Linked DNA regions of Mus musculus: all the other regions are linked to region 3. The links are chromatin loops, found by intact Hi-C in ENCODE. Cell type or tissue: left cerebral cortex. All regions are shown on one strand. Each heading gives the region's core, and the rest is flanking DNA. Links, peaks and the distances in the headings are about the cores only.

Evidence for each region. A loop is a pair of places that touch in the nucleus more often than their neighbours do. Peaks named below come from ENCODE experiments on the same cell type or tissue, not always from the same donor. Only the 100,000 strongest peaks of a DNase experiment are listed, where the experiment ranks them.
Region 1: a loop joins it to region 3, with 5 times the contacts of the local background. A loop is called at or near these places in 3 of 42 quality-filtered maps.
Region 2: it touches region 3 in a loop (4-fold over the local background); 5 of 42 quality-filtered maps call a loop at or near these places.
Region 4: it touches region 3 in a loop (6-fold over the local background); 6 of 42 quality-filtered maps call a loop at or near these places.
Region 5: a loop joins it to region 3, with 7 times the contacts of the local background. A loop is called at or near these places in 9 of 42 quality-filtered maps.

The regions. Positions count from the first base shown.
Region 1 is chrX:162,640,068-162,646,458 of GRCm38, forward strand. It overlaps Reps2 (RALBP1 associated Eps domain containing protein 2), which reads right to left and starts at 3,591. Exons shown (of 18, transcript NM_178256.4): 1 at 3,207-3,591. The coding sequence starts at 3,440. In left cerebral cortex, for the core only: no CTCF peak of the experiment used is centred there; DNase peaks (open chromatin) are centred at 2,474, 2,888 and 3,594; H3K4me3 peaks cover 2,525 bases; H3K27ac peaks cover 836 bases.
Region 2 is chrX:162,756,578-162,762,968 of GRCm38, forward strand. Rbbp7 (retinoblastoma binding protein 7, chromatin remodeling factor) reads left to right here and starts at 3,795. Exons shown (of 12, transcript NM_009031.3): 1 at 3,795-4,130; 2 at 4,998-5,142. The coding sequence starts at 4,115. In left cerebral cortex, for the core only: no CTCF peak of the experiment used is centred there; DNase peaks (open chromatin) are centred at 1,999, 2,196, 2,737, 3,697 and 2 more places; H3K4me3 peaks cover 2,394 bases; H3K27ac peaks cover 2,428 bases.
Region 3 is chrX:162,524,491-162,530,881 of GRCm38, forward strand. It overlaps Reps2 (RALBP1 associated Eps domain containing protein 2), which reads right to left. Exons shown (of 18, transcript NM_178256.4): 6 at 1,768-1,906. Among named protein-coding and RNA genes, the nearest start is that of Reps2, 120 kb to the right of the region's middle. In left cerebral cortex, for the core only: a CTCF peak has its summit at 2,954 (motif pointing right); DNase peaks (open chromatin) are centred at 2,976 and 4,374; H3K27ac peaks cover 377 bases.
Region 4 is chrX:162,732,375-162,738,765 of GRCm38, forward strand. Gm15201 (predicted gene 15201) reads right to left here and starts at 4,239. Exons shown (of 2, transcript NR_153331.1): 1 at 4,001-4,239; 2 at 2,704-3,674. In left cerebral cortex, for the core only: a CTCF peak has its summit at 2,801 (motif pointing left); DNase peaks (open chromatin) are centred at 2,815, 3,311 and 4,069; H3K4me3 peaks cover 1,459 bases; H3K27ac peaks cover 1,813 bases.
Region 5 is chrX:162,709,582-162,715,972 of GRCm38, forward strand. No RefSeq gene overlaps it. Among named protein-coding and RNA genes, the nearest start is that of Gm15201, 24 kb to the right of the region's middle. In left cerebral cortex, for the core only: no CTCF peak of the experiment used is centred there; a DNase peak (open chromatin) is centred at 3,312.

The DNA of each region.
Region 1 (6,391 bases), core at 485-5,484, 120 kb after region 3:
ATCCAATACCAAATGGTCAGCCCTGAAAACATATACATACAAGTAACATTATACAGACCGAGAGGGTTAGATTTAGGAAGATATATGTATATACATATATGTGAATATACATGTAACAACAATGAATTTCAAAAGAGGCCATAAATTTAAGTGAGAGCAAGGAATAATATATGTGAGGGTTTGAAAGTGGGAAAAGGAAGGGGAAATAATGTAAAAGAGAAAAAAGGAGAAATTATATTATCTCCAAAGGAAAAACTATTTAAAATTTAAATAAATAGTTCTGGCTAATAATCTCATAACAGGAAAAAGTTTTCCTGATAAGGATTTTGTTGATTTCCTTTTACCTGTGGATCTCCTTAATGATTAAGCAGTTTTATTTTGAACATATTTTTAATTTTCAAATAAGTAGCACTTGGGAGATAGTGGCAGGAGTTCAAGGTCAACTTTTGCTACATAGAGAGTTTGAGGCCAGCTTGAGCCACGAGGGAACCTAAATTGAAATTTTTAATGACTTCTCAAAGATAAGCCTGTGTCCAGAGATGTTAAAATCTTCCTATGGAGCTAAAGAGTCGGCTCAGCATTTAAGAGCACTTGCTGCCCCTGCAGAGAACCAGAGTTCAATTCCCAGCACTCACATGGCAGCTCACAACTGTTGGTAACTGCAGATCCCAGGAATCTGATGCCCTTTCTCTGACCTTGGTGCATACCAGGCATACACAGGAAAAACTCTTATATGTATAAAATAATAAATAAATCTAAAATAAAATAAAATAAACCTACTTCTCACAGCCAGGACGTGCTTCTTTGCCTTAATCTATTATCTGACAATCAGATGTTACTAACTGGGATTCTTCCCGATTTAAAGGTTTCTCCTGATAGTACATGTTAAACAATATTTATAACCTATCTTGATGTCTAAGGATGGCCTATCATTGGATCTCTGTGAGTTATTAGATAATAATCATCATTTTAAGACAAAGTCTCATTTACCCAGACTGACCTCAAATTAGCTATGTTGCTGAGCGTGACCTTGAACTTGTGACCTTGTTGCCTCTACCTCCAGAGTGCTGAGATTATAGGTATGTGCCACCATGTCCGATTTTGTGCAGTGATGGGGACTGAATCCAGTCTTTCATGCATGCTAGGCAAGCACTCTACCAACTGTGCTAAATCCCCAGCCCTACATTACAGTCATCTTAATCGTATGCTTATTAAGAGGAAAATCTGGCCATTAACCATAGAAACTACCAGGTCTGGTTACTGTCTCCATGATTTGAGCAGTTATACCTGTTGGGCCACTTACATCTGAACTTACAGGTTTCGGTTTAGAAGGGAAAGGGGGAAGTTTTCTACATTTGTTTTAAAATCGCTAGTATACTAATGAATTAAAACAAATGAAGTCAGACAGGGCACACACACATCACCAAAGTGGTAGATAAAAGTTAGATAGCCACTAGATCCCAGTTTTGACTACCCTTCCCAGTTCAGGGTGACTTTAAATGTTAATTGTTACCTGTACCAAGAGTAATGGGCCATTCTAACTTGTTATGTTAAAAGGGCTGTGTTTTATTTCTCTGGGCTGAGTACCTTTGGTTCTTTTTAAATTATATGTTCTTCAAGAAAGCATCAGTTATCACACTAGAAAGATCCCCTCTCCAATTCCTGGGAAAACCTCAACCAATTTTCATACACCCTTTTCTTTTATCACACTTGATGTATTACTGTCCACAAATTAATCCCGGCCAGATGTACAGCACAACTATTTGGTGCATTGCCTCGGACACTTTAGTAAATTTATTATGCTCAGCAGTATTCTGAGGTCCTTGTAATAGTTTCTTTCAGAACACCAACTTCCTTATCACCCCGTGCAACTCAACTGCTTAGCAACTGTGGCAGAACTATCTTCTTATCACAGAATTCTACAGGAACAAACAGCCATGCTAAATTCTATGAATACTAATCATGTTCAGAAATCCTCAATTCGAAAGGTGAACCAAGTGGCTAAAATTATGCTCATAAACATAGGAGCATCTATGTATACCCCAGCAGTATAAAACAGTCTTGAGTGCCAGAAAGAAGGAAAGAAAGAAAGAAAGAAAGAAAGAAAGAAAGAAAGAAAGAAAGAAAGCGGGCCTCACAAAGGCAGAGAAAGATATGATAAGTGAACCATAAAACCGTCAGTACTTCCTAGGAACTACATTTTAAAGCATTTGCTCACCACTGTAAATATTCCATTGTTGCTAATAACTTTCACACTATTGCTTTTTAAGTATAGGTTCACATTTAGGGCTTGATATTAACAATATGATCCCCATTTACTGCTGGTAACATCAACCGACAGACAAAGGGCTTCCCAAGCAATTTCTCCAAGCCTCGAGGAAAGCACAAAACAGCACCTGCAGTGAATCACTCCTCCCTCCTTTCCAGGTACGGGGCAGACAGACAGAAGCTATGACACCGTCTGTTTCGTAACTCCACGTCAAAGTCAAGTGACAATAAGATGACAAACTACAGCTGTAGACTTCTGAATCCACCCCTGGACCCAAATGGGGAACTTACTTTGAACTTGATCAATGTTCCTATCTTGTAGCCCTGAGTCCCTGTTCTACAATTGGGCTTTAAGGTTTTCCAGTTCTATACTAATAATCAGAAATACATTAGTGAACAAATCTATGTAGCAGATATGTACATATCACAAGTATAAAGGACAACATGTAGCTGTAGGCCCAGAGCCTACAGACACACATGTACACACCCTTCAAGTTCAAATCCCAACAAGGCACCCCGAGAGTGTAGTCAACAAAGGGAGGGGCAGGAGCAAGGAACAGAGGTTAAAGCAAACAGCAGCCAAAACAAACATCACTTTCGGAACAGGGCAAACTTTGGGTCTGGGAGATTGTAGAACCCCCAGATATGATAGGGGTGTCAGACTTTCTCAAGAGACGAAGAGCACAGCCAAGCACTAGGCTAGGAGCAGATGAGCTGCAGAGGAGGCTGGTGTCCCTGGGGACAAGGGCGTCGCCGCCATCCTCGGCAAGAGAGCACCCCCCTTTTTTTTTTTTTTTTTTTTTTTTTTTTTTTGCGGTCCTGGCCACCGCCCTCCAGATCTCCGGGAATAGTCCCTGGGAATAGTCGTTGTTGCCCCATTCTTCCCATAGACACTGCCCCCACAGACCAGAGAGGGATAAAAGAGCGCAGAGACATACCTGGTGCAATGTCTCTGGTGGCAGCTGCGACGCTCGAAACAGATCAGCTACTGGACCAGCGGCCGCAGTGGCAGTGCCGGGGGCGACCCTGGTAGCCTCGGGGGGACCAGGTCCGGGGCCCCCGCTTGCAGCGCCCGCACAGCGCGCGAAGAGCTCAGAGTAGCACTGCTGCTCGCTATCGCTCAGCAGCAAAGGCGGCCCGGCGCCGCAGCCTCCGCCCGCTGCCACTTCCATAGGGCCTTCTGTAGCGTCCGAACCGACCGCCTTCCCTGGCCGAGGTGCTGGTGCTGCCGCCAGGGCCACCACCGCCGCCTCGGCCTCCGAAGCCGCCGCCCCCACGCCCCGCAGCTGCAGCGCCGCCGCTTCCTCCAAGAGAGCGCCGGCCCCGCCCCCTCCGGGCTTGAATGTTGTGCCTCCTCTGCGCGGCACATGGAGACAGGCGCGGCGCTGACCAATCACAGCCCGAAATCCCACCTGGGCCCCTCCCCGAAAGCCCGCCCCGCTCCGCCCCTTCGCCAGGTAAGGAACGCAACTCTGGCTGCCGCCCTCCCAAGCCTTTCACCTGCTCTGCAAGGGAGGCCAGGCAGAGAGAGCTGCTGCCAACGCCCACCTAGCCCACCGTGTTCCTGAGGGGCATCTTGGGCTCTCCACCCTGGCTAAGAAGGGAACATCTGGACACACACACAAGAAAAAGAGTTTTTCAGGGGATGGGGAAAACTGAGATGTTGTCTCATTAGGAGTCCCATAGGGATGTGGTGTCCAATTAGAAAAAGGACCAGTCACAAAAAGTTGGATTTCCCTTCCTCCTATGTCCTGAAAAGCTAAAAAAAAAAAAAAAAAAAAACAACCAAACAAACAAAAACAAAGATGTGAATGGGGTCCCAGCAGCACCCCAGAGATGATGGGGTTTGGCCACTTTCTCAGGTATGGCTGGGATCTGGATTTGAACCTTACTGAGAAGTGCCAGAAGGTATTTCTTGAAGAAGGTACTTCAGAAGGTCCTTGAGAAAGAAGTGGGAAGAGGCGTTTTGGGGTTTTGTTTGTTTGTTTGTTTTTCAGATATGAGGTCCATTATGCTCCACTGCTTGACTGAAATCTGGGAAACAGTTGGTGAGAGACACTATCTGGAAAATTTATGCTTCTTAAGTCCTGAAAGTACTGACCTCTGTAACACAGAGTCCTCACTTTCTGGAAGGATTTTTTTATTTTCTTATTTTTTTTTTTTTAGACAAGGTCTTTTCTTAAGACATCTGGCTCAGAAAACACTTCTTTTGGCAGGAAAACAACAGTTTTTTACATTTTGTCCAAAATTTATTTGTCCAAGTTCCTACCAAAAAAGTCAACACTGGAACTCAGAACTTTAAAACCCAGTGTGCGTGTGCGTGTGCGTGTGCGTGTGTGTGTGTGTGTGTGTGTGTGTGTGTGTGTGTGTGTGTGTTCAAATGGGCTTCTTCCCTGATGGCTATTGCTCTAGCCAAAAGTGTGGTGGTTCTTGTTTGTAACCTTAACACTAGGAGGCTGGGGCAGGGGAATGACCAAAATTTTGAATCTACTCTAGCTACACTGTGAATTACAAGCTAGCCTGCAAAAAAAAGGGGGGGGGATCCACAAATAATATACTAGAAGAAAAACGTCTGCCCCACAACAGTGTTGAAAATGTCAGTTATAAGTCTTGTATATTTGCATTTTTTCCAAAAGAAAAATCTGTTTTTTATTTTTTAGGGCAGGGTCTCTCTACATAGCCCTGGCTGTCCTAGAACTCTCTGTGGCCTCAAACCATGCTGACCTCAAACTCATGGAGATCTGCCTGTTTCTGCCTCCCGAGTGCTGGGATAAAAGACATGTGCCACCACACTGGGTTCCAAAAGAAAAATCTTAAGTGCCATTGTTCTTGAGAAGAGTTGCACAAATGTAACCATTGTACATGCATGCCTCATGCCAAAACACTAACCAAAAAGGGGAAACCTCTTTGTGATTAAACACTAATTAAAGGACCTGTTAGACCTAGACCTGGTGTCACATACCTTTGTAAACCCAGAACTCACGATGCAGAGGCCAAAGGATCTCTGTGAGTTTGAGACCAGCCTGGGCTACTGAGTCTCATGCCAGCCAGGGCTACATAGTGATAAAAGAGGGATAAAAGAATATGTGTGTATTAAGAATATATATATATTCCATCCCAAACAGTTTTTTATTAAAAGCGTGAAGCAGTCAGATGTAGCAAATACCTGTAATCCTGCCACTCCAGAGACAGAGACCACTCCAGAGAAGACCCATTGCAAGAACAGTAACAACACAAAAAAGCAAAAGCCGAAAACAAGTCAAAAATACTATCAAGGATAACAAGCACACTTTGATATTATAGTCAACTAAAATAAGGACCAATGGAAGGAAGAGAAAAGAATGAAGAAGTCAAAAGATGGAAAAGCAGACAAGGAAAAGGGAAGAAAGAGATGTACAAAAGAAAAAAGAAACGTGTCAACCTCAATTATAGCCAGAGTTATACTTCCCTTTTGGACTCTGGAGAAATAAAATATAGACGATTCATGGTGGAGGTATGACTCAGTAGCACAGCATTTGCTCAGCATGTGCCAAACACAAGTCTGTCCTCCAGTACCAGAGAAGAAAAAGTAAAGATTCAGCCCAAGCATGTTAGCAGCTAAGTGCACGTGAACGTGTAGACAAGCTCCGATGCACTGTCTGGTTTTTTTTTTCTGCTTGTAAAATTTCATAAGACTTTAGCAAGAACGTTGAACAAAGCCAGAGGCATTCTTGTTATCTTTATAATGCAAACTGATCAAGTCCAAAAGAGTTGCCTGTTTTTTGTAGCTTTCTGAACACTGGCTAAATGACCATAAGCTAAGTACAACCAGAAATGTGTGTCTTCTCCTTGAACTAGCACCTTAAACTGAGCATGCTCAGAAATGTGCCTGCCCATAAAGGGTTTTCATATATGTATGTGTGTCCACTCCTGGAATAAAATCCCCATGCTTCCTTTGTTCACTAAGGTACTGTTTCGGACATAACTCATCTTACCCAGTAAAGTTATTAACATTTCAGCACTCATATTCCCTGCCCTGCCCTTGCCTGTCTTAGCTTTGCACTCAACAGGAGGTGAACCTAGGTTTGCTTACAAATGCAGAAAATTTCTCTTTTCAAAGCTTTCATTCCTCATTCCACATTTT
Region 2 (6,391 bases), core at 835-5,834, 230 kb after region 3:
GATTAAATTCAAATCTCAAGTCGTATCTATCCTCAAGTGCTATTACTGTTTACTGTAGCAAACCAAAAACAAACAAACAACCCTGCACCCCCCCAAAAAAAAAACCCCAAACCCTTCTGCTCGCTCTGCTTCTCCTTCTTCATCTGGTAAGCTCTCATCCGGGAGCTAGGCTCTAACGGAACCAAGTTCTCAAATTTATGATCCTGTGTAGAGCACAAGCACGAGCCAACATTTGTCAGGTGGGGAGAAACAAAAGAAACAGCTAAACTGGATAGAGAAAAACAATTCCCCGTGGAGACACATTAGGCCTTGTTGCTGTTTTATAAAGGGTAATCAGGGACAGCGAAAGGTTCAAAACCTATGGGAATGTCTTTCATACTTCAACTTCTGACTCAATGACTCAACGCAGTGGCACAATCAATGTAGAAGGTGAGCTGCCTTTTTAAAACATGAAATAAAATACCAGAGTGCATCACAATACCAAAGATCAGCACTTGTTTCCCGTCATTTGTTTCGGTTTATATACGCATGGACCAGTCTACAAAATTTACTGTCAGTCAAGCTTAAAGAAAATGGGACTGAACGCTATGGCAACTTTGAGTACCGAGAACTGGTACCTAAACACTCGTAGTGTTTGTGGTAGGCACTCGTGCACAAACGTGCACCCAGAGGCCTTGGTGTCTTTCTCTATTGTTCTTCACATTTTTTTTAAGGCAGGGACTCTCACCAAACTGAAGCTTGCTGTTTCAGCTAGGCTGGCTTGCTGGCTAGGGAGCTCCCAGGATTTATCTGTCACTGCAGTCCCCCACCCCGCATTGTTGTGACACGGCAAGTGAAGACACGTCCTGAGCCTGCTGAGTGCCGGGGACTAAAACTCAAAGTCCTCTCGCACAGCAAACACTCTTATCCACTGAGGCATCTTCAAAGATCCGTAAACAGGACCTGTCTTAGTTAACAAAACCCACGTCTCACGCCTAAAACGAGTTGTACTTTCTTTCCACTAGGACTTAACCTACAGAGGAAAAACAAGGAAATAACCACAGAAAAAGCGCCAAGGAAGACCAAGAGCACGGCTAAGAGCCTGGGGAGACAGGCAAAACAAAACCGAACAGTTAAGCAACTCAAAACAGAAGACTGGTGTTAGATTTTTATGGGGGGAAAAAAACACACAAAAATAGATTAGTACCAATGTATTCAATTTAACAAAAACAGTAAAAAAAAACAGTTCCAGCAGGAAGTGGTGATGGACACTTGTAATTGCAGCATCTGGGGGACAATGAATTCAGGAATTCAAGGCTAACCTTGGCTACAAAGTAAGTTTGTGGACAACCTATCCTAAAAAAGAGGCCAAAAAAAAAAAAAAAACAAATTCCAAAGTTAATGAAACATGGTTTCTATGAACCTTTCAGATTAAGTGTACAATAGCATGTGAATAATCTCAAAATTCCTGAAATGTCTGTCCCTCCAAGCTTTCTTCTCAACGTCTTGAAGGTAAACTAAAGAGTATAAAGAATTTAGTTGGGCAGTGGTGGCGCACGCCTTTAATCCCAGCACATTGGGAGGCAGAGGCAGGCAAATTTCTGAGTTCGAGGCCAGCCTGGTCTACAGAGTGAGTTCCAGGACAGCCAGGGCTACATAGAGAAGCCCTGTCTTGGAACAGCCCCCCCCCCCCCAAATAAAAGAATTTAGTTAGCTGGGAAACTCAGGTGAAGCACATTTGCCTACCATGTGCAAGGCCCTGGATTAGATATCCAGGACTGACTAACACACACACACACACACACACACACACACACACACACACACTCGTCCTCTACTCGACCCCCCCCCCACCTCTGTGTGTACACAGTTTAAACTAAATTCATATTGTCTGGGAAGAGTTACTTGTTTTTTGTGACAAGGTTCCTAGGCATTCCAGGCTGGCTTTTGAACAAAGATCCTCCTACCTACCTACCTCCAGTTTCCACGGACTGGGATTACACACCAGGTTCGCTCAGTCCTTTAAACGTTTATTTTAGAAATCATAACTACTCATCAAAATGAGCAAATTATATTACTGACAGGAAATCACCTCTCAAGTCTTCTCTGAGTACACATAGTTCCTGCTGAAGCAGAGCTGTAGGACACAATTATTCTAGAACAAGGTGGACAAGCTCCAGTCCTTTAAATCTCGCCCACCAAGGGGCTTTTGCATGGCCCTGAAGCAAAGCATGATTTTTTTCATTTCCAAGTGATTGAAAAAAAAAACACAGAGAGAGAATATTTTGTGACCTGTGAAAAGTACACAGAGTTCAGATTTCAGTGTCTATAGTTTTGCTGGAAGATGGCCAGGCTTATCCATATTTTCTATGGCTGTTGTGTTACAACACCGAAGGCTGCCTGACCCCTGTCAAAAAAAAAAAGTTTGACCACCAGTGTTCTAGAACTCGGAGGACCCATGCTACTCCACTCTTCTAACCGCCCCCCTCCCGCCTCCAGCCACCTCTTCAGCGTTAGTCACCAGCAAGATTCTTGGAGCTGACATGGAGGGAGGGCGTTATAATAATGAATTGTACCACATGGGAAAACAAGAGACCCAAGACAGTAAATTTCTATATAAGGGAACGTGACTGTTTCTGTCACATACTAGAGTAACGTCTGAGTTGGTTTCTCGATCAGAAAAGAGAGCATCCTCGAGGCCTCTGCATGGTTGCGTTTAAGCATGAAGGCACTTGGAAAGCTATCAAGGGAACAAATGTTCCGGGGGTGTTTCTGCAAGGAGAGCCTCTGAGTTTAGATGTAGACTGTGGTTCCCTTTAAGCGTAGGCGCCTGGGCCCCTCTGCTCTGGCCCTCTTTTTCTCCCTGGGATCATGTGGCTTTCTCTTCACCCCCCCCCCCAAGGCTAAAAAGCTTCAGAGAAATGCAGAGCTCAGGTATGCAGGCCTAGATTAGCCCAGCCCAGCTCTCTCCAGTTCAGCAGCCAGCTGCAGGGTCAAAATGGGACCCCTTCAGGTGACAAGAATGACTCAGCAGGGGCCTAGGCAGGAACTGAGATAGGGAAGCAGTGGCAGGCACAAAATCCCCTGCAGCAGCAGGAAGCTAAAGAACCAGTAGGTTAAGGACGCACAAAGGTGAACATACAAAAAGTCATTTAAGTCAACTTTCGACGAGGGGCGGATTGAAGGCCTGCGCCATCGCAGGCCTTAAATAAAGGTCTGCCCAGCTTCTGGGAGAAAAAAGAAAAACCCGCCCAAGGTCTCTCCTAAAGGTCCCTTTCGCTTATGACAAATGTCACCAGAGCTCGACTGGGCCCTCGATACAGTTGAATGGGGGAGCCTTTGAGGGGTGCAGAAAACTGCGTGGCCGTGATTATCTGGGAGACTTTGCGGGCAGTGTAATCTCTCGAGACCAGGAAACCATTTTCCTCACTGGCTCTGAGATTTTGCTTTGCTAAGGCGGCTGCAGCTTCCCTGCCCCCCTCGCACACCCCCGCCGCCGCCGCCGCCGCCGCGGCTGCTGCTTTAAGCAACCACGCCCCGCGGGCCCCAGGCTTCTTGGCCCTGGGGCTCGCAGCCCCCGCGCAGCCTGCACACCGCGCTCGCATCCGCCCCACCCCCGCGCGGGCCCAGCCGCCCCCGCGGCCAGCCTGGGGAGTGACGCCTCGCGCCTGCGCCTCGCCGACTTCCTGCCGCGGAACGCCCCACCCACTCTCGAGAAGCCCACCCCCGGAGAGCGCGTCAGACCCTCCCGTCGCACGCTATTGGTCCAAGCCGCCGAGCCGTTGGCTCCCAGGCCCGCCTCTTCTCCGCCTCTCCAATTTCCCAGGGCGGCTGCGCCTGCGCTCAGCTGCCTGGGCGGGCTGAGAGGCGCGGGTTGAAAAGTCTCGTTCCAAGTTTGGCGAGAGGGAGAGAGAGGAGAGCGGCTCAGACCTCGCTACCCGCCAGCGGGGAGGAGGCAGAAGAGGAGATCGCGGCGTCTGGGGGGAGAACCCAGACGGCCAGACCGAACTCAGGCTTTTCCGAGCGAGGACTGCGTGACGTGCCTGGGAGAGGCAAGGAGCGCCTGCCGGGCTGCTCTTGACTAGCGAGAGAGAAGTCCGAGGCGGCCAAGGGGGGCGAAACGACCCGACGCAAGATGGCGAGTAAAGAGAGTAAGGATGCCTGCCCTGTGGGGCGGGCGGGCGTGCGGGCGCCGGGACTCCGGGGGGCTGGCGGGCTCCCGAGGCCTCGGCACGCGCTGACGAAAGGCGCGAATTGGCGTGAGGAGCAGGGGGCGGGGCTGGGCGCGAGACTCGCCGCGCGCCTGCAAGGGGGCCTGCGCGACACGGGGCCTGGTCGCCGCCGAGGGCCGGGAGCATTTCCGGAGCCGGGCGCGGGGGCCGAGAGAGAGGCCCCCCTTCCCCCACCCCCACCCCCACCCCGCGGCCTAGCTCCCTCCGACGCCCTTGGCTCGGGGGCGCAGGCGCTCGCGGCCCGAGAAGTCAGCGGCGGGCGCGGATTCTTCCGTGCGCGTGGTCGTCGTCCGTCTGGGGTCGCGGCCCGTGTCCGTGTCGGGAGGGGGGGGAGGAGCTGGATCCCGCCGGACTATGGCTGCCGATCGTGGCTTGGTGGGGAGCTGGGGCCTCCTGCGAGGGTGGGGGGTGGAGGGAGCAGGCCTGTGGGCTGCTGCTGTTCCACGTGGATTGGATCTATTCGAGTGGGTCGGGGCACCGGTTTACAATGCGGATCATCGTAGAACAGGTGCGAGCGGCTATAAAAAGGCTGACGAGCTCGGTGGTAGGGCAATTAATGACCCAATTCGGGTAAGCGCCGGAATCCCGATCTTGGAAGTGGAGGCGAAAACGCTTCCTGATGTTGATCTTCTCACTTTGTGGGAGAGCAGTTCGTGTGAGCAGGATAGGTAAAAGGAAAGAATAGATAAGGTGTGGCCGTCTCGAGGTGACCTCCAGGATCCGTAGCCATGCCTTTGACTCCGAGCCTTCTCAGCCACTTAATTGTGGGCTTTCTCCAAATTTCAGTGTTTGAAGATACTGTGGAGGAGCGTGTCATCAACGAAGAGTATAAAATCTGGAAGAAGAATACACCGTTTCTGTATGACCTGGTTATGACCCATGCTCTTCAGTGGCCCAGTCTTACCGTTCAGTGGCTTCCTGAAGTGACTAAGTAAGGGTTTCTGCCAACTTCTATTTTGTGTAGATTTAAGTACCATGTTAAATTTCTAGGTATTGTTAATGTTATTTTACACACAGAACATAAATACCTAATTGGTTAGGCCGAGGGTGAGGCGGCAAGTGGTTGTTCAAAACTTAAGATGGTTTCTATCGTAGAGGTGTGTTGAGAGGAGAGAATATTGTGTAATACTGTGTATAGGAAACGATGACTATTTTGCCATTCCATGACCAACATCTCTGGACTCTAGATCAATACATTATTTTCAAACTTAATAGGAAAGATTACATACATAACAAATTAAAAGCTATTATGGCTTGATGCATTAAGTGATTTTCTTGAATATTTGTAAGATTTGGCATAATTACTGATATTTATGGAGCACTTAGAATAATAGAACCTGACACATCTGAAGAGTTTAAGCCTCATAACAGAACTACTGTTGCGATTCAGAGATTTACCAGTGAGGAAAGGGGATGAGAATTTTAAGCACGGTGCTCAAGCGCTCACTACTGGCGATCTCATAGCTTACAAACTAGGGCTCAACCAACCAAAACCGGTTGGCTCCAGAATCAAGGCACTTCCTTCACTAGACTACCTTTAGGTAGGCATGTACCTTTTTTTTGTAATTTTTTTAAAAGATTTATTTATTTTTATTATATGTAAGTACACTGTAGCTGTCTTCAAACACTCCAGAAGAGGGAATCAGATCTCATTACGGACGGTTGTGAGCCACCATGTGGTTGCTGGGATTTGAACTTCAGACCTTTGGAAGAGCAGTCGGGTGCTCTTACCAAGTGAGCCATCTCACCAGCCTGGCATGTACTTTTTCTATAGGAATATGGGCACATACCTTAAAAGTATATTGATTTTTTTTTTTTGTCTTTTTTTTGTATAGTGAGCCTATAATTAGGGTCAAATGAAACTAATATACAAGGAAGAATTTGTGACCAGTGGTAAAAAGAAGCTAGTTTTAAAATCACTTGAAAGGGCTAGGTTCCATATATGAATATTGACCTTCCAGATGTGGGCTTGCTGTCTCAAAATCTCATGTTTTTTATTTGCAGGTTTTTTTATGTTAAAATTCCATTTTAAAAATCTAAATGTCCAGTGAGAAGAGTCTTGAATTGCTACATAATGGGGGCTTATAGGCATTGATTTTAATTTTTTCAGCACTGGAGGTGGTTCAAACCCAGGGCCTCAGCATAGTAGGCATGTGCTCTGTGGCTAAGGTGTTTTGAAC
Region 3 (6,391 bases), core at 911-5,910:
AAGGCATTGGGAAGCTGACAGCTATCAAATTCAGCTGTGTCCCAGATGTCACCAGCTAAAGAAGGAGCAGAGGAGAAAGCCTGAGTCCTGTCTCCTTTGAGTGCACCATGTGAGAAGTCCTCATTTTCACTCCACCTCCTCCACTAAGCCACAAGAAAAAGAGACTCCATTTATATATCCATATAAAGAATATATATTCATATAAAGAATGTTTATAAGAATGTACAGCAGTGGCCTAGGTCTGCGAGGTGGAGAAGACAGGAGGAGGGAGTCACTGCTACTAAGTGGGTGGATTATAGAGGGGTGATAGAAAGGTTCTGAACTTAGGTTATGAATCTTGTCTGTAAATGAACTAAAACTGCTGACTGCACAGTTCAAATGGTAATATTTATGGTATATGAATTATATTTCAACTAAGTTATTTATTTTAAAAGACATCAACTAATGCCATTCATGAACTTCTTCATTGTAATCAAACTAAACATTTTTTAAAATTTTATGAGACAGATAATTCTGAACAATGAAGAAAGACTTGATTGTGTTAAAGAATATGTGATTTTTTTTCTCACATGTATCAGTGAGTTCTGGTTATGTTTTTCTAAGACACCCAAAGATATATTCTGAAATATTTTTCAAATCAAATGGTCTGGCAATGGTATTTCAAGATCATCCTTGCTGAGAGGGAATATAGAGAAAACTGCCAGCACTTGTCCGTGGGGATTTTTTATAGCTGTAAGTCAAGTTGAATCTACACTTGAAATTCTGCAAAAATAAAAAGGTTGAAAGACATTTTCAAAACACCTCAAACGATTTATCCATATTTGGCTAAATATGTGCATATATTGCGAAAAGAATCAGATGAGCAAGAGTATGGAATCTGGATTTCTGTTCATATATTCTAAATCATGATGGTAAAACTCCTTTGTTATTTCTAGACTATTCTACCTTCCATAAGGTCATTTATTACTAATCACCAAAATGATGTTTGCCTTTACATATATAAGAATATATCAATTATATACCTTATTTCACAGAAAATTAGTCTTAATCCATGCTTGACTGTTAGCTTAGAATGATCAAACCCACAGATATTCTTTACATCTGAAGGGTAAGAAGTTGTTTTATCCTTTTTTCTTCCAGACTCTAGGATTTCACTGTTTGTTCAGCCTGGTAAAATGAAGGCACATGGGAACTAAATCAATTCCTCTCAGTTTGAATGTTACATGAGGGCACAACAGGAATGCAGACATCTGAAGATAATCTAGAACTGATATTGAGAAGGTGCTGGCCAGTCTTCCTTTCATATCTCAATTTCAAGAACCATGAAAGAAAGGCTTAAGCCAAAGAAAATGAGCATGAGCTTAAACTTCTGGGAGCATAAAACCTAAGGGGACCTCTGCCGGAAGGAAGGAGGACAGGCAGGAAGGCAGGTTACACTTTGTCTTTGTTCTGGCTCTAATATAATGAGTAAGCAATTGAAGGTGTCCCATGGCACTGTCATCTACTGTTCCACGTGCTTTAGCTGATAAGGTGCAGGATCTAGACTACGTTCCCCCAAATTCACATTTACCCTTCTGCAATAGCAGTGTAATTTTCCCCACATCATTACCATTTTTTTTTCTGCATGACTTATATTTGATAAGAAGTTGTACCTTAGAGGAATACAAATTGGAATCAAAGAAGGTTATAATATTCATTTTGTATTTCTCAAGATGTTCTGTAGTTATTCACATGGGCCCCACGTTCCAGGACACCATGTTCTCTCACCTGAAATGAAGGAACTCGGGTCTGGCTGGAGGGACCGAAACTGATTGACGTAGTACTCCCGCTGTTCTTCAGTTATCCTCCAGGGCTCATCTGGGTAATTACTGTTGTTCTCCTGCGGTTCTCTCTCCACTGAAAAGGACTTTAAAAAAGAAAGTGCTCACAGAACGTGCCTGTCATGAGATGAGGTGTAAGACTTAAACACCAATGAATGTTATTTTGTATTTTTAAAATTTTCTCCTGAAAGGAATAAACATAACTGTCTCATAAAAAGAATTTAACCAAAACATAAACTATAATATAAAGGAGACAGCAAGCTTCATGGTTTTTTCTATCTTCAAAGTTAACAGGAACATGAATTACTGAACAGGTAAAGAATGATGACAGGTTTTAAGGCCACCATTCTTCTCTTCAACTATTCATCACATCTGACCCTCTTAGATTGGCTAAGTGGTTAATAATAAAATTTTCACATGTATATGTATGGCATGTTGGGGGGCAAAGATGATATAAGGAGTCTTCTTCAATTTATCACACCTTATGTATTGAAACAGAGTTTCTCAACTGAAGGTTTCACTCTGTTAAGTCTACTGTAGTTAGCCAGCTTGACCCCTGACTCCACATTCCAAGCACTAGAATTATAGGTAGGCTACCATGCCCAGTGGACATTAAGCAGATTCTAGAGACCTGATCTTGGTCTTCACATTTGCATAACAAGTGCTTTATTTGCTGAGCCATCTCCTTAGCCTCAGATTCTCTTCTGCGCTTCACAGAACATATGGCAACACTATAACTGCATAATCTTTTAGTTTCATATATTTTCTTTGTTTCTTTGTTTGTTTGTTTGTTTGTTTGTTTGTTTTTGAGACTGAATCTCATACTGTAGCCCAGGATTGCCTAGAACTCACTATATAGCCAAAGTTAGGTTCAGATTTAATGATTTCTGCTCCTTAGTGCTGGGATTATTGATGTGAGCTATCATAACTGTGTTGCTCTTCTTCTCCTGTTGCATTTACATTGTATAAATTCAGGAGTCAAAATTTCCAAGCCCAATCCAAGTCCCTGGGTCCTAAGTCAGTATCGCTGAATCTACCCTTCACATATATGAGTTGGGACTGTTTACTAAGTACAAAGCTGAGCAATGAGAACCACTGCCATCAGCAGGGTAACAAAGGGGTGCACCAAACCTGCCACTAGAGGGCAGGCAGGCATGCCAAATTTGAAGATTTAAGAGCTCAGAAGCCCAGAACGCAATGCAGGAGCAAATAAAAGCTAGTCTAGGCTTTCAGAACAGACACAAAATGGAAGTGCTGAGAGAAACATCTGGGGCTTTGCTCCATCTTTCCCATCCACCTTAAAACCATGTATTTTTACCATGGGCCATGTCCATGGAACCAAGAGGTGGTCACAAAGAAGGCAAAAGGAAACGAGTAAAGACAAGACAGGTATCGCTGCACAGAAGTCTTCATGCTAAATGTTGATCTGCTGCATCGCCTGCTACTAATGGAAAGCCCTGCTCCCTGGGAGTGCATTATTTCTCTCCTGGGAAAGAGGCCTCCCAACCTAGTCCCTCTTCATTCTAGCCCATGGTTGCTCCTTCTCCAAGCTCATAATTGGAGACATTTTGAGAAATTGAGAAATTTGAGAAAAAAAATCTATTAATCTTGCAGCTACTTTCTTTCCTATTTATATTACTTCATGCCTGAGTAGCGTGAGTCACTTTTTAATAGGTCTTGGTCTATTCTACCTGGCCATCAGGACTCTTGCAGTCCATGCTACTCTTTGCTGACTTGGTAGGTTTGTAATTCCCCAAGTGCTCACGTCTTACAGACCAAACTCAGGTCTTCTTCCCAGGAAACTCTTCTTCTGGTGCCAGCCTGATGAAATCCTTCCCCTTCTTACATCCTTCTGCTCCAAAGTGCCCTTTCCATATTTCTACCATATGTACATCCATGCCTACACACATAACTGAGGTCACTTCCTGCCCCAACACAGTCTGTTACAAAGGTAAGCAGCAGCTAAGTGTGGCTGTGTGGATGAATGACATGACTCATACCTGCTATCATCTGGCTACACGGAAACAACAGTAATTGGGCTCATAACACACTGGCCTCTGAGATGCTTTGGCATTTGTACTGGCTAGTTTTGTGTCAACTTGACACAGCTGCAGTTATCACAGAAAAAGGAGCTTCAGTTGGGAAAATGCCTCCATGAGATCCAACTATAAGGCATTTTCTCAATTAGTGATCAAGGGGAAAAGGCCCCTTGTGGGTGGGACCATCTCTGAGCTGGTAGTCTTGGGTTCTATAAGAGAGCAGGCTGAGCAAGCCAGGGGAAGCAAGCCAGTAAAGACTATCCCTCCATGGCCTCTGCATCAGCTCCTGCTTCCTAACCTGTTTGAGTTCCAGTCCTGACTTCGTTGGTGATAAACAGCAGTATGGAATTGTAAGCTGAATAAACCCTTTCCTCTCCAACTTGCTTCTTGGTCATGATGTTTGTGCAGGAATAGAAACCCTGACTAAGACAAATTGGTACCAGCATAGTGGGGTATTCCTGTGACAACCTGACCATGTGTTGAGGAGGACTGTGGAAGGACTTTGGAACTTTGGGCTTGAAGATCCATTTGTTGTTAAGAACTCTGTCAGATGTTGTGTAGGAGCTTATGATAATGTTGAGAACAGTGCAGAAGATGGAGGCCTGGCTTGTGAAATTTCAGAGGGAAGATTAAAGACTCTTTTCAGGGCCATTGCTGTTTTGATTGTGAAGATTCTGTAGTTCTGGTTAGCGGGGGCTGAAGAATCAGCTGTGATTAACAAGATACCAGAACTACTAAAGCAAAATCTTAGGATTACTGGGACTATTGATGCTGATTAGCTATAGCTAAGAAATTAGCGGTGATTAAGAAGAGACCAGCATCATTGAGGTGACATCTTCTGGGAAGTGTTTTCTGAGAGCACAGAGGCTGTATTCCAGAGATAGCCAAGGTTGTACCTTGTGCTGCAGTGGGACTTCGTAATGTGTAAGAGTCACCCAGGTGGTACTGGATTTGAAGGCATGCAGAGCAGCTGAGGCTCGGCACTGTGAGAGGCCATGGAAGGCCATTGGTGAAGGTACAGCCTCAGTTGAAGTTGATGGCCCAGGACTGAAGGGGGTCATGCAGCATTTTGGAGATGCCAGTACCATGAGATGACCACCAAGAACAGCAGCAGCAGTGCAGTACAGGCAGCTGGAGTCTAGAAGACAAGCCGTGTGCTATAAAGGACAGGACTGGAGAAGTGACCCAAGCCCTTGGAGGAGCCCAGAAGATCGTGAGTTGGATCCCAGACATTGGACAGTTGGAGTTTAATTTTTGCTTTTGATTGTGACTGTGCCCTGATATTTTTCCCTCTTGAAGGAAGAAAATATTTTAGTGGATCCCACAGTTAAGAGACTTTTAATTGTAAAAAAGACTTTGGATTTTAAAAGATACTGGACATTTTAAAGGGATTGACTTTTAATGTGTAAAGACTGTGGGACTTTTAAAGTTATTTAGATCTTGGGGATGAATAAGAAATTAAGGGTTGAGGCTTACTAGTGATGTGTTTGTGTGTCAAGTTGACAAGGGGTCAATTGTACTGGCTAGTTTTGTGTCAACTTGACACAGCTGCAGTTATCACAGAAAAAGGAGTTTCAGTTGAGGAAATGCCTCCATGAGATCCAACTCTAAGGCATTTTCTCAATTAGTGATCAAGGGGAAAAGGCCCCTTGTGGGTGGGACCATCTCTGGGCTGGTAGTCTTGGGTTCTATAAGAGATCAGGCTGAGCAAGCCAGGGGAAGCAAGCCAGTAAAGACTATCCCTCCATGTCCTCTGCATCAGCTCCTGCTTCCTAACCTGTTTGAGTTCCAGTCCTGACTTCGTTGGTGATAAACAGCAGTATGGAATTGTAAGCTGAATAAACCCTTTCCTCTCCAACTTGCTTCTTGGTCATGATGTTTGTGCAGGAATAGAAACCCTGACTAAGACAGGCATTGAGGATGGACCATCTAGAGACTGCCATACCCGGGGATCCATCCCATAATCAGCCTCCCAACGCTGACACCATTGCATACACTAGCAAGATTTTGCTGAAAGGACCCAGATAGAGCTGTCTCTCTCTTGTGAGGTTATGCCGGGGCCTAGCAAACACAGAAGTGGAGGCTCACAGTCAGCTATTGGATGGATCATAGGGCCCCCAATGGAGGAGCTAGAGAAAGTACCTAAGGAGCTAAAGGAGTCTGCAACCCTATAGGTGGAACAACAATATGAACTAACCAGTACCCACCAGAGCTCGTGTCTCTAGCTGCATATGTATCAGAAGATGGCCTAGTCGGCCATCATTGGAAAGAGAGGCCCATTGGTCTTGCAAACTTTATATGCCTCAGTACAGGGGAATGCTAGGGCCAAGAAGTGGGAGTGGGTGGTTACGGGAGTAGGGGGGAGAGTATGGGGGACTTCTGGGATAGCATTTGAAATGTAAATGAAGAAAATACCTTTAAAAAGAAAAGAAGTAGTTTTAAATAAAAAAAAAAGAAGATGCATGTTCTTAGAAGAACAACCTTTGTCAGATTAAAGATATGAATAATACAAATACAAATCAACAAACAGAG
Region 4 (6,391 bases), core at 430-5,429, 210 kb after region 3:
ATACCCATGAGCCACAAGAATACTATACCTACAGCATTTGCACAAATAACTTGGAGGTAACCAACAGCTCTCTAATTGGACTTAAGATCCACTTAATAAGAGGGAAAAGGTACCTTCCTGGAAATGTAGCCAACTACTCAGGACTAGTAAAGTCATGGATCTTGGAGGAGAATCTACAGCCACCACTTTACTAGACCAGCATAATCCCTAACTACATTCTATATTTATCCTCATACTCACAGATAAATGCATTCTCACCTCTCATTGAAGAAGCTTCCCTTTGCCACAGACCTTTACAGAATACCAAAACGGATCAAAAGGCAGACTTGTGGGGATCGGTCCCAACTGATGCATCTACTACACAATTCCTCCACCTAAGACTCAGGGACCATTACAGAAGAGGGGGCAGAAAGTGTGTAAAAGCCAAAGGAATAGGAAGTTTGCTGTGATATTGTGTCTCCTAGAAATATCAGAGAAGCCACACCCATGAAGTCTCATCAACATGGGTTCCTAAACAACCTCTGAACAAAGACAATACCAATGGCCTGCTAACAAGGAAGGGGAAAGCCCATGAGGCCTCAATCCTAGACAAAGGACTAGAGGCAACTCAGGAGTGCTAGGGTGAAGGAAATAGTCTTCCCCAGGAAAGAGACCCCCAACTGATAATCCAATACTAAATTTTCGCCGCCAAAATCATATACATACAAGTAACACTGTACAAACTAAGAATGTCATATTTATACATTAGACATAGACTATATATATGATCTCACAACAATTAAAGAGAAAAAGGGGGGGTTGTGAATTTGCAAGACAACAAGGTGAGGTACATGGGAGTGGTTGGTCATACGAAAGAGAAGAAGGGTATGATGTAATTATAATTTAAAAAATAATAAATGTAAAATACAGGCTAGAATAGCAGATGCTATTTTTTTAAAGTTCTCATTGGAGTTCAGGTCTTAAACACCCACATAAAATCAAGTATTGATTTCCTTCTTTTATTTTATATGCATGAATGCTTTACCTGCACAACACATGGGCCTGGTGCCCACAGAAACTAGAAGATCCCCCGAAACTTGAGTGTGAATGGTCATGAACCACGATGTGGGTGCTAGGAACCAAATCTGGGTTCTCTGGAAGAGCAGCAAGTGTTCTTAACTGCTGAGACAATGTCCAGTCCCCAAGCAGTGGTTTCTGTTATAAATTCCCAGTGCCTCTCTTATATATTTTTTTCCGAGACAGGGTTTTTCTGTTTAACACTGGCTGTCCTGGAACTCACTCTGTAGACCAGGCTGGCCTCGAACTCAGAAATCTGCCTGCCTCTGACTGTGCCTCCCGAGTGCTGGGATTAAAGGCATGTGCCACCACGCCCGGCTGCCTCTCTTATATCTTTATCAGCATTATTTATTTGCAATATTTTTTAGGTGGGTACTATTGAACTCAATGACTGTCTCAATAGTTTGGGGCCAGTGGCTTCATCTCTCTGACTTGTTTGCAAAGGGAGCATATTAACAACCATCTTTTTTAAGGCATTTTTATTAGATATTTTCTTCATTTACATTTCAAATGCTATCCCCAAACCCCCTATACCCTCCCCCTGCCCTGCTCCCCAACCCGCCCACTCCCACTTCTTGGCCCTGGCATTCCCCTGTACTGGGGCATATGATCTTCGCAATACCAAGGGCCTTTTCTCCCATTGATGGCCAACTAGGCCATCTTCTGCTACATATGCAACTAGATGCACAGCTCTGGGGGGGGGGGGTATTGGTTAGTTCATATTGTTGTTCCTCCTATAGGGTTGCAGACCCCTTTAGCTCCTTAACAACCATCTTTCAGTAGAGGTTAACTGAGCTAGGTATATAAGCATGCTTGGAACAAAAGCTGTCCAGCGGTAGGACTATCAGTGTGAGTTTCCCTTATCTCTTAAGCTGTTAATCATTTATACATGATTACAAATGCATACTGTCTTTCAGAAAAGTCAATCTTCTTATAGAGTCTAAGGCTCAAGACTTGTTGAATCCAATGTGGTCACCAATCCTTGTGGCTAAAGTTATAATTACACTAAGTAAAATTTAAAATTCATTCCTAAGGCTATGGAGATGGCTCAGTGGATCTTAAAGTGCTTGAATCTCAAACGTGGGAACCTGAGTTCAGATCTCTAGCACCCATATAACAAGCAGGGCATGGAAGCATGCCTGTAATCTCAAGAGTTGGGAGGCAGAGTCAGAAAGATCCTGGGAGCCAGGTAGACTAGACAACCAATGAGAGACCAGGTTCAGTGACAGGCCCTGCCTTAAACATAAGGTGTAGAGCAATAAAGGAAGACACTCTGTTCACATAGGGCCTCCACACACCCATGCACGAGTACTCTCACCTGCCACACACACATGTACATACACGTGTATACACACACACACACACACACACACACACACACACACACACTCATTTCCCGTCTGGGCATGACAGCACTAAAGAGAGAAGCAAGCAGATGAGAAATTCAAGTTCAGTTATCTATGGAATTCAAGGCCAGGCTGGGCTAAATGAGACCCTGTCTCGAAACCAAAGGTTCACCTCAGTTGTATGAAACCACATTTCAAGGGATTGGTAGTCACATGTCACTAATGGCTGGTGTGGTGGCCAGTAGAGATGCACGATTTCCGTCGCCATAGAAAGGTCCACTGGACAATGCTACTCCCTAGTAATGACAGTAGAACAGTGCCCAAGCTCTTTTATTTAACTCAGGACACCCCAAAATGTAATGCCAACCCTCATTTGTTAATGTCTCTGTGCGCCCTCCTGTGGCTGGAGTTGGGAAACTGGCCTGCCCATTCCACTCAGTAGAACAAGACAGTTTTATAAGCAGGATCGCTTGGACATTTCAAATCTGATCATGAGAAAAAACAGTAACAATGGCGTGGATGCAGACTGAACGCTCTGGCGACTAGTAAGGAAAATTTGTTCGGTTGACCACGAAATCACATTATCCCTAAATCTCAGTACTTTCTGAACTACCTATATTTGTGAGAATGACACTCTTCGTTTAAACAAAGGATGATACCACATGGCTGTTTAAAGTGTGGTATACCAGCGTCCCACTAGCTCAGTTGCTGGAGCATGAAACTTAAAACTGTAGCGAGAGAAGCAGAATTACTGGAAGAACGCGGCAGGGGCTCTCTCAGTGGAACCTAGCAACAAACATGCAGGAAGATCACACTGTGGACCAATAGGAAGGTTCAACTGAAACTCCACCTCCCAGTGGATAAAGGAGACGCCTGATTCTGGGGTGCCCGCCACCTGGCCGGTCCCATCATTTCCTCTCACAGCTGGTATTTAAGCTCAGTTCTCCAGATATCTGAACCCAAAATTTATATCCCACTTCCTGACTCTTTGTGCAAGGCTGTTCTCATGCTTGCGCAATAAAACATGGAGGCCAATGGCGCTGGGCGGGGCTTCCACAGGCACAGTTGGCGCCTGAAAGCTGTCGTTGCGGAGAAACGGCTCCACAGCAAGCTGGGAGTGGAAAGTTAGGGTGGTTGGTGGGGCTCTTGCCACTCTGCCAAAGGTGACAGCTTTGCCCAATGATCCTCTGGTGTTGGTGAGGGTGGGAGATGCCAGCTCTTTAGTAAAGGCTGTTTTCTTTTCCTGAATGCAGTATCAATACACACGCAAACCTGAAAACAGAAATACAAATAAACATCACCCAAAATCCCACTAGCCAAGGAGAATCACATAACTAATATACCTAAATATAAGACTGCATTACAGCAGGGCATAATGGCACACACCTTTAGTCCCAGCACTAGGGAAGCAGAGGCAGGCAGATGGCTGTGAGAGTTCAAAGCAAGCATATTTTACATAGTGAGGACCCCCGCCTCACCCCCTCACCCCCGTCTCAAAGAAAGAAAAAAAAAATACTGCATTACGTATAGTGATGTCTAGCTCCACCTCCCAGAGCTAGTTTACTCAGCCTTTAAGAGACATGAAGCAATCAATGTACTTAGCTGAAAAGCAGCCACCCCCTGAGGACTGGACCATTGGCCAGGTGCAGCTTCCAGACCTTTCCAGGCCTCCAGCCACCCCCCAAGCAGGGTGTGCTCAGTCCGACAGCTGGGTTCAACCAGACACGAAGCCGTCTTCTCCGTGCAGCACGTGTGTACTGTGCGCAGTACATTGTCCCTGTCCAGGAGAAAATGCCAAGTCATAGCCCTCCTATGGCAGCTGCAATCCATCAACTGGGGAGGGGGAAGGTCACAATGAATGTTTTTGTAAGCCAGGTACAAGCTGAACTGCAAGCATTCCAGATTTATCTGAGCTCGCTGCATTCCAGGGAACAGATAGTGTTGCTTTTCTCCCCCCCCCCCACCTTAAAAAAAAGAGCTAACTGAGCTATATAATTCACAGACTATACCATTCACCCATTTCAAATGTACAGATCGATGGCTTTTCGTTTCTTGGGTTTATTTCGACTTTAAAAAGAGAGGTTTTTGGTTTTTTTTTTAATTCTTGTGTTTTTGTTTCCTGTAAAGAACACAGTAAGTTTAAAAATAGAGGTCAGTTTTAAAGCCTTAAAAAATGTACAAGAGACTAGCTTTTAGTAGTCACAATCTAATAGAACTAATTCAGGTATGGTGACACTTGCCTGTAATCTCAGGATTCTGGAGGTAGGAGCACAAGAACCAGGAGTTCAAATTCATCCTGGGCTACATCGGGAGGTCCATGTCAGTTGCAGTTGTGACAATACAATATGGGGACTGGAGAGATGGCTCAGTGGTTAAAAGCTCTGGCTGCTCTTCCAAACAGTCTCTGGGTTTGATTCCCTTTGTAACACCTACACTGCAGCTCATCTGTAACTTCAGGATATCTTAGGACAACTTCAACCTCCTTGGGTACCAGGTATGGACATTGTATACAGACATACATGTAGACAAAACACATACACACATAAAAAAAAAAAAAAAACTCTGATCAGACATGCTGGTGCACCCCTTTAATTGAAGCACTTGGGAGGCAAAGGTAAACTGCTGATCTCTGTGAGTTCAAGGCCAGCCTATTTACATAGCAAGTTCCAGGACAGCCAACACGACATACAGAGATCCTGTCTCGAAAAGCAAACAAACCAACAACAGAAACTTGGTTCCACACCATGTAACTGTCTTCCCAGTTCTGGGGAGCGGAGACAGGCTGATCCATAGGGCTTGCTGGCCAGCCAATCATGCCAAGACTCAGTGTGCTCCAGATTCAGTGAGACACCCTGACTCAATAAATAAGGTGAGACATCATAGAGGGACACTGTGTCACACAGTCTCTGGCCTCCACACTCATCCCACAGACAAAGATAAAAATATAATTTTTAACATTTTACAATTTTTTTTGTTCTTGTTTTTTCTCTGTGTAGCTCTGGCTGTCCGGGAACTCACTGTCTGTAGACTGGGCTGACCTTGAACTCAGAGATCCACCTACCTCTACCACCCACTACCTCTACCACCCAAGTACTGGGATTAAAAGGATGTGTACAACCACTGCATTTTACAAACCTATACAGAAAAAAAAGTAAATCCAGAGGAACCTATTTTCCCTCAAACCTAGGCAAGCACTATTTTGTATCTCTGTAGATTTGCCTACTCTGGCCACTTCAGGTTGTTATTGCAGCTGGCCATCCATCAGAGCCCGCAGGGCTAACTGAGCCCAGCTTTTCTTCTTTCTTTCTTTGTTTGCTTGGTTGGTTGGGTTTTTTTATTTTTATTTTTTTTGAGATAGGGTTTCTTTGTGTAGCCTTGGCTGTCCTGGAACTCACTCTGTAGACCAGGCTGACCTCGAACTCAGAAATCCGCCTGCCTCTGCCTCCCAAGTGCTGGGATTAAAGGCGTGCACCACCACTGCCCAGCACTCTGGCCATTTCAAACAAATGGAATATACAATATGTCCTTTTTATATCTGGCTATTTCAATTTATTATGATGCTTTCAAACGTCATCCCTGTTGTTGCATGTATCAGTAATTCATTTCTTCTTATTGCATAACACCCCCTACTATAGCTCTATTATACTTCATGTCTTCAGTCATCAGTTGATAGGTGCTGGATTCTCTATAGTTCCTACCTATTATGAATGTGCTACTACAAACATTCATGTGTAAATTTGTTTTCATTTCTCTTTGGAGACTTCTACCAGGAGTGGAACTGCAGAATTACTTGATATAGCAAAATTTTGCTGCTTTTGTGTTTTTGAGACAGTCTCTTATAGCTCAGGCTGGCTTCAAACTCCTTACATAGCTGAGGCTGGCCTTGAACTCCTCATCCTCCTGCTTCACACCCCTAAGTGCCAGACTTACATGAGTGCAATGGCATACCTGGTTTGTACACAGTGCTTAGGGTCACACACAGGGCTTCA
Region 5 (6,391 bases), core at 520-5,519, 180 kb after region 3:
AGAGACTTATTTTGGCAAAGTTATAAAAAACAATTCTCCCATGTACTTCTTATTGCTTTAAGAAGATGAACGAAATATAGATGCCTTCATCTCTCTTTGGAGCTTAAAAGACTAGAATTTAGGGCTCAAACACAGTGGCATGAATCCGTAATCCCAGCAGTTTGGGAAGCAGGGGCAAGTGGATGTCTGATAGCTCCAGGCCAGCCAGGGCTACATAGTGAGACTTTGTCTCAAAAAAAAAAATCACTAAAATATCATTACATTTTTCTCCTCGGTCCAGTTTATTTATTTAGTTAGTTAGTTTGTTTGTTTGTTTTGAGATAGAGTCTCATTCTGTAGTCCAAGCTGGCCCTAACCTCATGACCTTTCTGTCTCAGCCTCTCAAGTTTGGGATTACTGTACATGATGATGGTGGTGGTGGTGGTGGTGGTGATGGTGGTGGCGGTGATGATTAATGGGACTTGGGGGGGCTTTCGTGAGGTTTTGGGGGTTTGCTTGGTTGGTTGGTTTTGGTGGTGGTAGTGATATGTTTTGGTTTGATTTGATCTTTTACTTTTTCCTTTTTTAGATAGGGTGAAACTATGTAGTCCAGGATGGTCTTAAACTCACTATGTAGCCAAGAGGCCTCAAAGGTCTGACCTTTCTACCTCTTCCTACCAAATTGCTGGCATTGCAGGTATGAGCTACCATGCTCACCTCTTGGTCCAATTTAAATGCCATTTTGAAGCTCTCAAATAGTCTATGAAATGTGGAAGCTCCTGACCAAATTCTTGTGCTTATAATTTTAAAACTCCCATTAGGGAAAATGCTAGTCTTGCAAAGCTAACCACAAGCTGTCAAACAAAAAGAAATGAGAACTAAGCCATTTGCCGTGTTAAAAATAGACATTCCAAATAGTAACAGTTCCACCCTGAATCCTGGTGCTTCGCATTCATTTCTCTCAGAAACACTATTACACTTTTCTTAAATAATTGATTTTTGTCATGTTAAGTGTTGTAAGATTTTTTTTAATTGATTTGAGATAAGGTCTCTCTATGTAGCCTTCATTGGCCTGGAACTCACTACCTAGACAAGGTTTGTCTTCAAACTCAGAGAGAGCTGCCTGCCTGTACCTCCCAGGGTGAGATTAAAGGTATATACCACTATGTCTGGCTTCTTTTTTTTAAGTTTTATTACATTTTTATTTATTTTTGAAAGGAGGACATGCTACAACATGTGTGAATTTGTGGAAGTCCTTTTTCCTTCCATCATGTGGGTCCTGTGGATCAAACTTGGATTTTAAAATTTTGTGTCTTTTATCTGCCTGAGTGTTTTTACCCACGTGTATGTTTGTGTCATATGACTCCTGGAACTCGATCTATGGATGATTGTGAACTACCGTGTGGATGCTGGGTATTGAATCCTGGTCCTCTGCAAAAACAAGTGCTCCTAACCCCTGAGTCATCTCTCCAGCCCCTGCTGTTATAAGTCCTAATGGGTACCCATTTCAAAGGAAATTGCTCAAGTCTTCCTTTTTGTCCTCTTTTTTTTAAAGATTTATTTATTATTATACATAAGTACACTGTAGCTGACTTCAGACACACCAGAAGAGGGCGTCAGATCTCATTATGGGTGGTTGTGAGCCACCATGTAGTTGCTGGGATTTGAACTCAGGACCTTCTGAAGAGCAGTCAGTGCTCTTACCCGCTGAGCCATCTCGCCAGCCCCCCTTTTGTCCTCTTAACATGTGATTTCTACATGTCAGGTTAAGCTTGGTTGACTTCTGTTAAGGCTATATGACCCTGCTGGCAGTATAAACTACAGCAGGGCTTTTTTCCCATAAAACTGCTATGGAGTTTCTAGGATTTCAGGGGTCTTTAGGACTTATTTTAAAAGTCAATAAAATGAAATAGAGCCAGGTATGGTAACATTTATTTATAATTCCATAACTCAGGAGATGGAGGCAGGAGGAGCAGAAGTGCCAGGTCATTCTTGGCTACATAACAAATTCAAGGCCAGCCTAGAATATAGGAGATGCTGACTCTAAGGGAAAAGAAGGGAGAAGAAAAGAAAAAAGGGAAGGAAGAAAAAACAACATAAAAACCTCACAAATTATATATGCTTTGAGACTGCTTGACTTACTTGGTTCATATAAACAATCCTACAATTATGTATAAATTTCAAGTAAACTTTAATTCCATGAGAAAGATTTAGCTATGAGAAAAAAAATGCCTAAATCAGCTGTGCTGGCTAGTTTTTTGTTTTGTTTTTTCAAGACAGGGTCTCACTATGTTACTGACTGTCCTGGAACTCACTACGTAGACCAGGCTGACCTCAAACTCATAGAGATCCACCCGTCTCTGCCTCCTAAGTGCTGAAATTAAAAGTGAGTGCTATCATGCCTGGCTATGTGCTGGCTCGTTTCTATGCCAACTTGGCACAGTCATCTGAAAGGAGGGAACCTCACCTGAGAAAATGCCTGCCTCCACAAGATCGGGCTGTAAGAAAGACTATAGGGTATTTTCTTAATTAGGGATTGATGGGGGAGGGCCCAGCCTATTATGGTTAGTGCCCCTGGGCTGGTAGTCCTGAGTGCTATAAAGAAGCAGGCTAGGCAAGCATGTGAGTTTGAAGCCAGCCTGGTCTACATAGTGAGTTCCAGGATAGCCAGGACAGCACAGTGAGGCCCTATGTCAAAAAAAACTTTTAAAAACAAACAAAAACACCAGGCGTTGTGGCACATACCTTTAATCCCAGTACTTGGGAGGCAGAGGCAGGCGGATCTCTGAGTCTTATTTGCCTGAGGGTAGCCTTGACCCCTGGCTCTTTTGCTCCTACCTCCTGAGTGCTGGAATAACACGTGTGCACCAGCACACCCAGCTTGGGTTATTTGTTTTGTTTTGTTTTGTTTTGTTTTGTTTCAAGACAGAGTTTCTCTGTGTATCCCTGGCTGTCCTGGAACTCACTTTGGCCTCAAACTCACAGAGATCCACCTGCCTCTGCCTCCTGCATGCTGGGATTTAACCTACTGCTCAGCGGGTTTCTTTTTTGTAAATAAGTTTTGTATTTTTGAAATTAAAATAGTTACATCATCTTACCCTTCCTTTTCTTCCCACAATCCCTTGTATATACCCTTCTTTTTTCTCACTCAAACTCATCTTTTTTTTTTTTTTTGGCTTGATTTCTTAAAATAATTTTCTTCATATGATTCACACAATAGCTGCTTCCAAACTTGTTTCTATATAGGAAGTATCTGGAAGTAGCTATCTGTTTAAATCTCTGCTTGCACGGCTATGTGTAAACACTGAGAGAATGCCAATTGTCTATTTCTCAAAGTAGATCTGTCGACATGAAGATTTCTTGTTTCGGGCCTAACCTCTCCCCTCCACTAGTCCTGACCAGGAAATTCACAGCACAATTTTGTCCTTGTACTGGCTGGTTTTGTGTGTCAACTTGACACCGGCTGGAGTTATCACAGAGAAAGGAGCTTCAGTTGAGGAAATGCCTCCATGAGATCCAACTGTAAGGCATTTTCTCAATTAGTGATCAAGGGGGAAAGGCCCCTTGTGGGTGGGACCATCTCTGGGCTGGTAGTCTTGGGTTCTATAAGAGAGCAGGCTGAGCAAGCCAGGGGAGGCAAGCCAGTAAAAAACATCCCTCCATGGCCTCTGCATCAGCTCCTGCTTCCTGACCTGTTTGAGTTCCAGTCCTGACTTCCTTGGTGATGAACAGCAATGTGGAAGTGTAAGCCAAATAAACCCTTTCCTCCCCTACTTGCTTCTTGGTCATGATGTTTGTGCAGGAATAGAAACTCTGACTAAGACAGTCCTGATTTACAGATAATTACCTTAAATCATGGAGATCTTTGCCTAAAAATAATTTAGAGTTGTGGCTCTGAGAACATACTTCTGTGGGAGAATATTTACCCAGCATGCACAGCATAAGATCCCATATCAGAAAGTGTAAATAGACTATCAGGTTAACTGAATGGCAGCCTCTGTTCATACAACCAAATAGCAAGTGAAGTACAAGAAGGATAAAATGTCTCTGGGCATGGTGCCACACATACCTTTAATCCCAGCACTCAAGAGGCAGACGCAGGCAGGTCTACAGAGTGAGTTCCAGGACTGCCAGGGCTACACAGAGAAACCCTGTCTCAGTGGACAACAAAGAAGAGGAGGAAGAAGAGAAGGAAGGAAGTCATTAAAAGATTCTTCACTGGGCATGATGACATATGCCTTCAAACCCAGCACTTTGGAGGATATGGCACTGGGATCTCTATGAGTTTGAGGCCAGCCTGGTCTGTATAGTGAATTATAGGTCAGTCAGGGCTACACAGAGACCCTGTCTCAAAAAAAGGAATCCCTCTTTGTATGAACATGTCTGAATTAAATCCATCATTTTACCCATGCTGATATAAAGCAGACTGTACAGTTTATATCTCTTTAGATATAGCAAATGTTGATCAGCTATGCAAATATCAGAAATTTGTAATCACTTCCTATTAATAAATGGTACTTTTTATAGGGCCGTTTTTGATTTGCTCAAGATTTATTTTGTTTTTAATTGTGTGTATATATGGGTGTGTGTATATACTTGTGAGTGCAGGTGCCTGTGGAGCCCAGGCGAGGGCATCAGATCCCCTGTAGCAAGAGCCATGGGCAATTGTGGCCGCCTGATGTGCTGGGATCCAAACTCTGCCTTCCCTGTGAGAACAATACATGTTCAAAACCACTAAGCCATCTCTTCAGCTCCTTTTTATAAGTGGAGGTGGGAGGTTGAGACAGTCTCACTGTAGTCCAGGCTGCCTGAATTCACTATATAACCCACACTGGCCTCAAGCTCATGGCAAAACTCCTGCTTCAGCCTCCCAAGTGCTGAGATTACAGTCATGAGCCACTATACACAGCTCAAAAGATCCTCTTATACAGCATTTCTCTAACACAACCATCTTCCACATCTCTACTGCTACCACTCTGTGGTGGTTTGAATAGGAATGGCCCCCATAGCCTCATATGTTTGAATGTTTGGCCCATAAGGCATGGCACTACTAGGAGGTGTGGCCTTGTTGGAATAGGTGTGGTCTTGTTGGAGGAAGTGTGTCACTGTGAGGATGGGCTTTGAGATCTCCTCCTATGCTCAAGCTATGCCCCGTGTAGAAAACAGTCTCCTTCTTCTACTTGTGGATCCAGATGTAGAGCTCTCAGCTCCTCCTGTACCATGCCTGTCTGGATGCTGCCATACTTCCTGCCATAATGATAATGAAATTGTAAGCCAGCTCCAACTGTTTGGCTTTATTCGAGTTGCCTTGGTCATGATGTCTCTTCACAGCAACGAAACCCTAACTAAGACAGGGTGGGAGGAACTTTCTTTTCTTTTCTTTTTTCATTCCCTAAGTCTTTACTATCTGCTATGGAATGGGTACTAGATTGTAAAGGCCCAAATTTTGCTAGCATTGAACATATGCTATCAAATGTTACTGTCAAGAAGAAACATTAACAAGCCGGGCATGGTGGCACACGCCTTTAATCCCAGCACTCGGGAGGCAGAGGCAGGCGGATTTCTGAGTTCGAGGCCAGCCTGGTCTACAAAGTGAGTTTCAGGACAGCCAGGGCTATACAGAGAGACCCTGTCTCAAAAACAAACAAACAAACCAAAAAGAATAAACATTAACAAACAGAAATTCTTCCCAGTGTGGTCAGTACCTGGAAGAAAGCAGAGGGTATGTTGGACTAGAAAGTAACAGGAAGGAATGCCAATTTAGATTGAGCATTGATCAAGATCTAACTAGGAAAGTGATATTTAGCCTGATACTTGAAGGAGAAAGAACAGAAGGGTTAAGGCTACGGAGAAGCTGAAAAAAAAATCAATTCATAGTTCCTGAAGTAGAACAAATAATTGGTGAGTTCAGCGAACTGAAAAACCAAGATGTTCTTGGTTCTGAGGCAAGGAGAAATTCAGCATGAAATGTACCTGACATGCAAGGATGTGTTCAATCACGTGGTGCCCTAGAGACTGCACTCAAGAGTTTGCATTTTCTTCCCAACGATGAGGAAAGCATCAAGCATCGACGTTAGAAGAGTGAGGAGAAATCATCAAATGTCCCTTGGTGCTTTGTGGAGAGTGGATGAGAAGGGTCAAGGATAATGGTTCTGGAAAGATAGAATTCTGATCGGTCACGAGATAATGGTGGTTGGAACTAGGCTAGATGGAAAGAAGAGCTGAGGCTGGAGCTCAACAATAGAGCACTTCCCTAGCCTGAGTGCAGGCTGGGCTTTTAGCCCTAGCACTGAAAAACAAACAAAAGCAAAAAAAGGAAGTGGACAGAATCTGGAGAATTTAAGGCGTATTTCGCAGGTAGACTCACATCTCTCCTGTCCTTCCCCACACCTGAACCTGAATCCCCCATGCC